2 separate regions of the Homo sapiens genome follow, and region 1 is linked to region 2. Evidence: read pairs that join two places in POLR2A ChIA-PET (ENCODE). Cell type or tissue: PC-9. All regions are shown on one strand.

The links. Peaks named below come from ENCODE experiments on the same cell type or tissue, not always from the same donor. Only the 100,000 strongest peaks of a DNase experiment are listed, where the experiment ranks them.
Region 1: POLR2A ChIA-PET joins it to region 2 with 8 read pairs; 2 of 35 experiments call an interaction of 5 or more read pairs at or near these places.

The regions. Positions count from the first base shown.
Region 1 is chr17:39,575,099-39,580,098 of GRCh38, reverse strand. No RefSeq gene overlaps it. Among named protein-coding and RNA genes, the nearest start is that of NEUROD2, 30 kb to the left of the region's middle. RefSeq lists an enhancer at 4,969-5,000. In PC-9, a CTCF peak has its summit at 3,710 (motif pointing right); no DNase peak of the experiment used is centred here; H3K27me3 peaks cover 1,047 bases.
Region 2 is chr17:38,956,249-38,961,248 of GRCh38, reverse strand. FBXO47 (F-box protein 47) reads left to right here. Exons shown (of 11, transcript NM_001008777.3): 4 at 3,996-4,072. Among named protein-coding and RNA genes, the nearest start is that of FBXO47, 8.7 kb to the left of the region's middle. In PC-9, no CTCF peak of the experiment used is centred here; a DNase peak (open chromatin) is centred at 2,758; H3K27ac peaks cover 537 bases.

The DNA.
Region 1 (5,000 bases), 620 kb before region 2:
GTAATGCTTTGTTGAGGACAAAAACAACTTTTCTGGAGGTGAAACTGAGGAGTAGCTGAGACTCAAACTGCCCAAGGCCCCAATATACCCCTCTCCCTAGGGTTTGTCTGCAGCCTAGGGCCAATTCAGCAACCTCTCCCCTCTCCTGGGCCCACTGCCAGCCCCTCCACCCATTTCCCCCACCCATTGCCACTGAAAGACAATGGTGGGCAGGCCCGGCCTTTGTGAGAGAGGTCAGGCCAGTTAATCTTGGGCTGGCTTGGGGAGGGGCATGTAGGGGGACCAGAGGAAGGGAGTGGGGGCTGCATGCGGCGGGGGAGGAGGGGTTGGTGGGTGGACAGACAACAGTGAGTTGGTAAGAGGACGTTGGAGGCAGGGGGCCTGAGAAGTAAAAGCTTGAAACAGGCTTTGGGGAGCATTTCCTCCGAATGTAGATTTGAGCTCCTATTAAACTTGCCAAAAATTTGTGTTAGCTAATGGATTCTTAATTCTGTCTAAAATGAGAGAGGGAAAATTATGCCATTCATCTTGTATTGGTTTGAAATTACATCTGACACCTAATCGATCATACTGTGGAACATTAACTCTTTGGAAGAGACCCAACTTTTTCTCTCTCCCTCGCTTTCCAGGGCTCTGGAGCCACCCCCCACCCCTGATTCCTTCTTTTGTATTTCATTAACTAAGCAAAGCTCTGGCTGTCTCTGGGGGTGAGGGGGTGGGAGTTGGGGAAAGGGTTCATTTGAACTGAGGAAGATAACCAGGCCCCCGAATGCTCTACCTATAGTCAGAGTCCACATTTCCAACCTTCAATTGACCTCCTCTCTCCTTCTGTTTTTCCCAAGCATTCGGAGATGTAGAAATGCAGAATGGAGGCACTGGGGTGTGGGGTGACCTCAGAGCCACCTTGGGGGCACCAGGGAGAGGGTGGGAGCCAGGCAAAGCAGTGCTGGCACCTGGGGCTAGGGCAGGGGCCATGGTGGTGGGGGCTCACCTGCGACTTGCCTGGCAGATGGGTGAGGAGGAGGAAGGCAGATGACAATAGCTTTGCCTCTGGGGATCCTGATGAGCTCCAACTGAAAACCCCAACCCCAGACCTGCTTTTCCAGGAGGAGGACTTTTTGGCAGCAGGGAGAACCCAATGGAGGCCGACAGACCTGGGCTAGGATTCTGGCTTCACTCCTGACAAGCTGTGTGACCTTGGGCAAGTTATATAAGGCCTCTGAGTCTCAGTTTCCTTCTCTGTCAGAGCAGAATAATAATGCCACAGCACAGCGCTGGGCTGAGGGCTAAATGACATAATCTATGTAAAACTGGGACAGAGCCTGGCACACAGTAGATGCCCAGTAAAGGTGACAAGTCAGAATCCAGATCTCCAGGACCTCTCCCTGCTTCTGAGCGTCCCCCATTCCCCCTCATTCCCCTTCCTCTCTCCGACTTCCCACTGCCTGACCCTTCCTTCAATGTAGATCAAGGGCTGAGAAGCCACAAGATGGGAAGGAAGGAGGCCTGGGCCCCTGGGTCTCTGCAGGGACCATGGCCCTCCTCCTCCCTAGAGCTATTCTGTCTCCTCCAAGTTTTGGGGGTTGTCTCCTGCATGGAGGGCCCTCTCAGCAATCCCCAACCTGCCTAGAAGGTGGAGTCTCTTGAGGAAGGGAAGCTCTAGGAGGTGAGACCAAGAGGGGGCCTCCAGCTGGGAGAGAGCCACTTGCTTTTACTAGGGCGCCTCTGACCTCTGCCTGTGGTTCCAAAGGGCTCCTGTCTCTAATTTGGACATCCCATAATTTTACAGGAGAGCAGTGGATTGGGCTAGGAGTGGGGCTTGACTATCAAGAGCAAGAAAGAGCAAAGGGAAATAGGTGGGAGTGAGAGAGGAGGGGGCAGGGACATCACCCCCACCTCTATTTCCCAGGAGACACCATGGCTTCTCCCTTAGGTTGGCTTTGGACACTAGGGGAAGAGAAGGTTCCTAGTCCCTCCAGCTCCTCATGAAGGGGGTCATCATGGAAGGAATGTGGCATGCAGCTGACCTCTGGTACAGGACAGCAAGAGGAAGCTGAGATGCCTCTTTCATAAAAATTTGGGCAGCTGCTGGGCGCAGTGGCTCATGCCTGTAATCCTAACTTGGGAGGCCAAGTTGGGTGGACTGCTGAGCTCAGGAGTTCAAGACCAAGCTTGGCAACACGGTGAAACCCCCTCTCTACTAAAATACAAAAAAATGGCCGGGTGCCATGGCTCACGCCTGTAATCCCAACTCTTGGGGAGACCAAGGTGGGTGGATCACCTGAGGTCAGGAGTTCCAGACCAGCCTGGCCAACATGGTGAAACCCCGTCTCTACTAAAAATACAAAAATTAGCTGGGCGTGGTGGTCTGCACCTGTAATCCCAGCTACCCAGGAGGCTGAGGCAGGAGAATCGCTGGAACCTGGGAGGCAGAGGCTGCAGTGAGCCGAGATTGTGCCACTGCACTCCAGCCTGGGTGATAGAGCAAGGCTCTGTCTCAAAATAAATAAATAAATAAATAGGACCAGGCACGATGGCTCATGCCTGTAATCCCAGCACTTTGGGAGGCCAAGGCAGGCAGATCACGAGGTCAAGATAAAGACCATCCTGGCCATCATGGTGAAACCCCATCTCTACTAAAAATACAAAAATTAGCTGGGCGTGGTGGCGGGCGCCTGTAGTCCCAGCTTCTTGGGAGGCTGAGGCAGGAGAATCGCTTGAACCCGGGAGGCAGAGGTTGCCGTGAACCAAGATTGTGCCACTACATTCCAGCCTGGCGACAGAGCGAGACTCCATCTAAAAATAAATAAATAAAAATAAAATAAAATACAAAAAATTAGCCGAGTGTGGCAGCGTGCACCTGTAGTCTCAGCTATTTGGGAGGCTGAGGGCTGAGGCAGAATTGCTAGAACCCAGGAGGTGGAGGTTGCAGTGAGCCAAGATCACGCCACCGCACTCCAGCCTGGGTAACAGAGCAAGACTCCATCTCTACAAAAAAAAAAAAAAAATTTGGGGCAGCTTTAGACCCTCTTAGCACAGACTTCACCCTCTTAGCACAGACTTCACTCTCAAAAGGCACCTACAAATGCCTGAATGAATGCATGGGCAGGTGAAGGGCCCTGGCTCATTCAAGGTCGCTGTAGAATTCCTAGAGTCAAGGTCACTCTAGGAATTATAAGCTTCTATTAGTTATCTGTCCTAAGTATAGGAAAGAATGGCCTAGAATGCCCCAACTATATTCCTGGACTTTGTGGAGGAGGCCCAATGTAGAGACCAGGAATGATGAAAAAATTTCATTTTACAGAGGAGGAACTTAGGACTCAGAAAGGGAGGTATAACAGGCCAGAGCCACGGGGTAAGTCAGGAAGCTCAGAACTGGGGCCTCTGACTCTCAGTCCAGTGCTCTTCTTCACCTGCATCATGAATCTGAAGGAACATTTTCAGCCACTTGTCCAGTCCCAGGAGAGCCTACAAGGGGCTGGAGTTTTGGGAGGCAGTGGGAGAGTTGCTCCAAGAGGCTTTTCCTGAGGAGAAAGGAACAGAGGGGCTGGGGAGGCTTCTTAACTCCCTCTCCTGCCTCAACACACACATTGACACACAACGGCAGAAATTTTATTTCCAAATGTCCCTTCTCTGGGGAGCTCGCTGTTTCCCAGGAGACGCCGGGTAGAGATGCCCCTTCCTGCCAGCCTCCCTGGCAGCCACTAGGCGGCTGTGGCTTCATCTTTTGCCTGGAGACGCCACAGTGAGGGTCCCACATGGTTTGTATTAATAGGAAGTGGAGCTGAGGGCTATAGGCGCTGAAGATAGGGCAGGCCAGCCAGGGATGGGTGGGCAGACAGGCCAGTGGGTAGACTAAGGCAGCCACACACAGGGCCACACTGAACAAAGGTCCTGGGCAGCTTTGCAAACCTAGATACATGAGCTAACCTGATTCTGGCTACTGGCAAACTGGAAGTATTTTTATTGTGTTTTCCCTTTGAATATAAAGATACTGGATGACTGGTGTAAAAATAGGGAATTCCAACAAAAGGGAATGAACAAAAGCCCCAGACTCAAATTTTAGGATGTCTTTTCCCGTAGGAAATGAATTAGCCTCTGACAGAAGTCTAGGGGAAGAGTCTGCTGTACTCAGGAAGGACAGGAGGAAGCATCATGACACTGTGGAATGCTCTAGAATCTGGGAGGTGTCCCTGCACCGACCCCTAGTATTGGAGAGCCTGCTGTGTGCATTGGTCTGTTGTCCCCAGATCAGTAGTTTCACAGTGGGGTTTTATTTCTTGAGATGGAGTCTCACTCTGTCACCCAGGCTGCAGTGTGCAGTGGCACGATCTCAGCTCTCTGCAACCTCTGCCTCCCGGGTTCAAGTGATTCTCGTGCCTCAGCCTCCTGAGTAGCTGGGATTACAGGTGCGCACCACCATGCCTGGCTACTTTTTGTATTTTTAGTAGAGACGAGGTTTCACCATGTTGGCCAGGCTGGTCTTCAACTCCTGACCTCAGGCGATCTGCCCACCTCGGCCTCCCAAAGTCCTGGGATTACAGGCATTAGCCACCGAGCCCGGCCTCAGTGGAGTTCTTTCCATCCTGTGTTTTTTCCATACTCCCAACCTGCTGGGTGCACCATGCTGCCCTGCTGTTGTCACCCAGTCAATGTGGGTTGCAAGAATAATGAATTTACAGAAGAGGAAACAGGCCCTGAGATAGACACTGAAGTTGCCAGAGAGGCTCAGATCACATTCACAAGCATGACAGGTATACATTAAACGGCCTCAAATTCTCCACCAGTTCCCTCTTTCCCAGGGCTGAGAGGGATCAAAGGTTGGAGTCTATGGAAGAAACTTCCCAGGTCTGGCCCTTGGACAGGACAGGGGCAAGGCACGAGAGGGAGACTGTCAGGGATTGTGGGAAGAGAGGACCCAAGGAGAGAAGGACAGTAGTAGAGAGCCTGGTGTAAACCTAGATATTGAATCCGTGCAATGCCAATGAGGTAAAGAGCAG
Region 2 (5,000 bases):
AATTCATCAAAGCATGGCAATAAAACCAAATGTCAAGATGGTGTGATTTAAATAAAGGCATAACAGTAAGTTAAGTGAATACTGCCTTTTAGTAGCCCAAGGATGCTTAGATTTAAGATATTAGGAATATGTGGATATGTAAATATATCAAAATGTATTTGATGATTACCTGTTTATTTAATAAGACCAAATGAAAGAAAAGTATCTGATCTGATTACAGTGTTGTTGGTTTCAGTATTTATGATTAGGCTTAGTAAAGCCTGTAACAGAATATGGAAACTACTTTTTCCTACTTCTCATTATAAATATAATTTTTCGGCTGGCTGCGGTGGTTCACACCTGTAATCTCAGCACTTTGAGAGGCCGAGGCAGGCAGATCACCTGAGGTCAGGAGTTCAAGACTACTCTGGCCAACATGGTGAAACCCTGTCTCTACTAAAGATACAAAAATTAGCCGGGCATGGTGGCACATGCCTGTATTCTCAGCTACTTAGGAGGCTGAGGCAGGAGAATTGCTTGAACCCAGGAGATGGAGGTTGCAGTGAGCCGAGGTCACGCCACTGCACTCCAGCCTAGGTGACAAAGCGAAACTCCATCTCAAAAAAAAAAAAAAAAAAAGAGAAAGAATTATTTTTAATTCATCGTTAGTTGTAGAGGAAGTGGTACCTGGGTAACACAGTGGAGCTTATACTTTGGTTTTGATCTGAAAGAAATTTTTCTCCCTGATCAAGTCTCAATTGCTTAAACTAACAAAAACACTAAGACAATTATATGTATAATTCAGTAAAAAGTACAAATATGTATTGATCTTAATTGCTTTTTTAAATGGTTTTATTCATGTAAGGATTTCAACTTTCTATTTAATTTTGATGCAAACACTTGGTTTATGACTAATTCTTTAAGTAAATGTTTGATATACTTACCATTTTCTCATATCGTCATTCTTACCTGATCTATTATTGTTTTCACTATTTTTTTTTTTGAGATGGGATCTTGCAGTGTTGCCCAGGCTGGCCCGTACTCCTGGGCACAATCGATCCTCCTGCCTCAGCCTCCTGAGTATCTGAAACTACAGGCATGTGTGACTGCATCCAGCCTTATTTTCAGACATTAAAATAAGATTTTCAGAATGCTGTGCTTTGGGCCGGGCGCAGTGGCTCATGCCTGTAATCCCAGCACTTTGGAAAGCTGAGGTGGGAGGATCGCTTGAGCCCAGGAGTTCAAGACCAGCCTGGGTAACATAGGGAGATCCCCATTTATACAAAAAATTAAAAAATTATCTGGGCATGGCGGCCCAGCTGAAAGCTGAAAAAAATCATGAGGTTCAGGCATATATTTTCCTACCATATATCTTATTTTTAGTTTGAGGACATTTGCCCTCATAGGAATGTTAACAGTGTATTGCCATTTTAGGAAAATAGAATGTTTAAAGTTAGAGGAAACAAATTAGAGGACAAAACCTGTTGTCCCAGCTACTCAGGATGCTGAGGTGGGAGGGTTACTTGAGCCGCAGAGGTTGAGGCTGAAGTGAGTCAATTGTGAAAATGCACTCCGGCCTTGGCAACAGAGTGAGACCCTGTCTCATATTCATACACACACACACACACACACACACACACACACAATGCTTTGAAGAATAATTTTCTTTTTTTTTTTTTTTTTTTTTTTTGAGGCAGAGTCTCACTCTGTTGCCCAGACTGGAGTGCAATGGCACAGCCTCGGCTCACTGCAACCTCTGCCTCCTGGGTTCAAGCGATTCTCATGCCTCAGCATCTCCAGTAACTGGGATTACAGGCATGCACCACCATGTCTAACTAATTTTTGTATTAGTAGAGACAGGGTTTCACTATGTTGGCCAGGCTGGTCTCGAACTCCTGTCCTCAAGTGATCTGCCCTCCTCAGCCTCTCAAAGTGCTGGGATTACAGGAGTGAGCCACCGTACTCGGCCAATTATAAATTTTAATTTGTTTCTTCACATAAAACAGAGCAGATGGCCAATGTGGAAAGAACATTACATCTGACTCTATTTAGGGAAGAACTTTAAAAAAGTTAGTCTCTAAAGGGTATAGCAGAGCACCTGTGGTTGTTTTTTTTTTTTAAACAGCCAGTATTGGGTTTTATGGTAAGTTGTAATCCTTAAAAATAGGAGTTTTATATTAGGCAGTCAGCATACCAAAATAAGGCTGGATGCAGTCACACATGCCTGTAGTCCCAGATACTCAGGAGGCTGAGGCAGGAGGATCAATTGTGCCCAGGAGTAGAATTCTAAGAATTAATGCCTGGAATTCCTTAGTTATTATATGCTGTGAAACTGGATACCAATGTATGAAGGGAAAGAACTCAGCTTAAAAACCAAACACTGAAAAATGTCTTTTTTTTCCCTTAGTTGTCAAGTATGAAAAATGTCTTTTTATATACAAAAATAAAGAGGGTTTTTGTTTAAAACAATTCTGTTCATGTGTTACTCAAACATAGCAACTTCTAAAAATAAGTTAGACTCCTGTAGATTCTTCAGAATTATATAAAGTAATTATAATATGTAAAAAAGTAAATAGAAGATGAAAGCTGAAAAAAGTCATAAGGTTCAGGTATGTATTTTCCTACCATATATCTTATTTTTAGTTTGAGGACATTTGCCCTCATAGGAATGTTAACAATGTATGGCCATTTTAGGAAAATAGAACGTTTAAAGTTAGAGGAAACAAATCATACACTTCCTGTCACTGTAGCTCAAGTTACACATCTCACTGAGAAATTGAGGAGTTTTTTTTTTTTTCTTTTTAAAGTATCTGTACACAAAATCTTATACATTCTTAACATGCAAGTCCCATAAAAGGATATCTTAGAAGGAAGAGATGGATATTTCATCCTAACTGGATACTTTCTGTGGGGAAAAAAAAAATCTAGCTTCTGAAATTTTAAGTACTTATGACTTAAATTTTTGTATTTGGAGAGAGGGATACACAACCTGTTTTCTCGGCCCAACGCAATTTATTCCCAGTGCTTTGGGAGGTCAAGGTGGAAGGATTACTTGAGCCCAGGAATTCGAGACCAGCCTGGGCAACAAAGCAAGACCCTGTCTCTACAAAAAAAATGTTTTTTAAAAATTGGCTGGGCTTGGGCCGGGCATGGTGGTTCACACCTGTAATCCCAGAACTTTGGGAGGCCGAGGCAGGCGGATCATGAGGTCAAGAGATCGAGACCATCCTGGCCAACATGGTGAAACCTCGTCACTAAAAATACATAAATTAGCTGGGCGTGGTGGTGTGCACTTGTAGTCCCAGCTACTCGGGAGGCTGAGGCAGGAGAATCACTTGAACCTGGGAGGTGGAGGTTGCAGTGAGCGGAGATCACGCCACTGCACTTCATCCTGGCAACAGAACGAGACTCTGTATCAAGAAAAATAAAATAAAATTAGCTGGGCTTGGTGGCACACACGAGGATCACTGGAGCCCACAAGGTCGAGACTGCAGTGAGCCATGATGGCATGCCACTGCACTTCAGCCTGGGCGACAGAGTAAGACCTTGTCTCAAAAAAAAAAAAAAAAAAGAAAAATCAGTTTTCTCATTCTTTCCATGTTTTAGATTAACAACTCTTAAAACATATTCCTTTGTGGACATGAGGTTAATTTCAAGAGATATTGAAATCTGTTTTCTGTGGAATAAAGACAAAATAAAATTTCTCTAGTGTGTCTTTGTCTTATTGTATCTTTTATACTCTATGTATTTTTCCATGTGTCCTATAGTAGCAATTTAACAATTTTTTGCAAGATTTTATGCCAAGGCCTCTTAGATGAGCATCAGAGTCACTTGGTAAATACCATAAATGGAAAGTGTTTTGCACCCTTCCTCCCAAACTTTCTCTTAGAAATCATATCAACTCATAGTCCACTGTGATATACCATACTTGACTTTCAGGAAACATTATTCTGTGCTCTATTGATGTTCTTAATTGTATTGTTGTCATTTTTTCTTATGTCTCTTTACTTTCTTAGGTCTACTGTTTAAAAGATGCACATTGCTGCTACCCACCAAGGAAAGGCTAAAATACATTCACAAGATACTCACAGAAGTAAGATCATACTTCTAAATTAGTTTACAATCTTGATTTCCAGTAAAGATATTTTATTATTATCTTATGCTCATTTTACTCTATATTAGTAGAATTTCATGAATTAGCACTAAAAAATTGATTTATTATAATCTAATACTTTACCAAGTACTTCGAGATTATATAATGTCAAAATGTAGTAATCTTTCACTTGTTTATAAAACAATTTTCATATATAACTAAGCACATCATTCAAGTTTATTAGGTTTGTCAGAGTATAAAGTATATTTTACACCACATACAAATCCTGAGGAAGTTTTAAAGTAGTGATGTAGATATTGTATTAAAGTGAAATAATTTCTGAATTTTGAAATTTTATTGTTTAAATGTATAGAAACATGGGAAAGTATTTTAATATATAAAATGACAAACATTTTATGATAATAGACTTGGAAATGTGTATTAATATGTTTGGGCATAGTCTCTTTATAAGACTCAATTTTATATACAAATCCAAGCATATGTCCAACTCTTGATGGTTCAGTTCTACACTCAGTGGTATCTGCTGTTTCTGATACACTGACTTTTTCTTTTTTTTTTTTTTTTGTTGAGACAGAGTCTCGCTCTTGTCACCCAGGCTGGAGTGCAGCAGCATGATCTTGGCTCACTGCAACCTCCACCTCCTGGGTTCAAGCTATTCTCCTGTCTCAGCCTCCTGAGTAGCTGGGATTACAGGCACCCACCACCACACCTGGCTAAGTTTTGTACTTTTAGTAGAGATGAGGTTTTGCCCTGTTGAACAGTCTGGTCTCGAACTCCTGACCTCAGGTGATCTGCCCACCTTGGCCTCCCAAAGTGCTGGGATTACAGGTATGAGCCACCTTGCCCAGCCAATTTTTTCATGTCAGCATTTGCATTGAGTTCTGGTCTATATTATTATAGCAGCTTC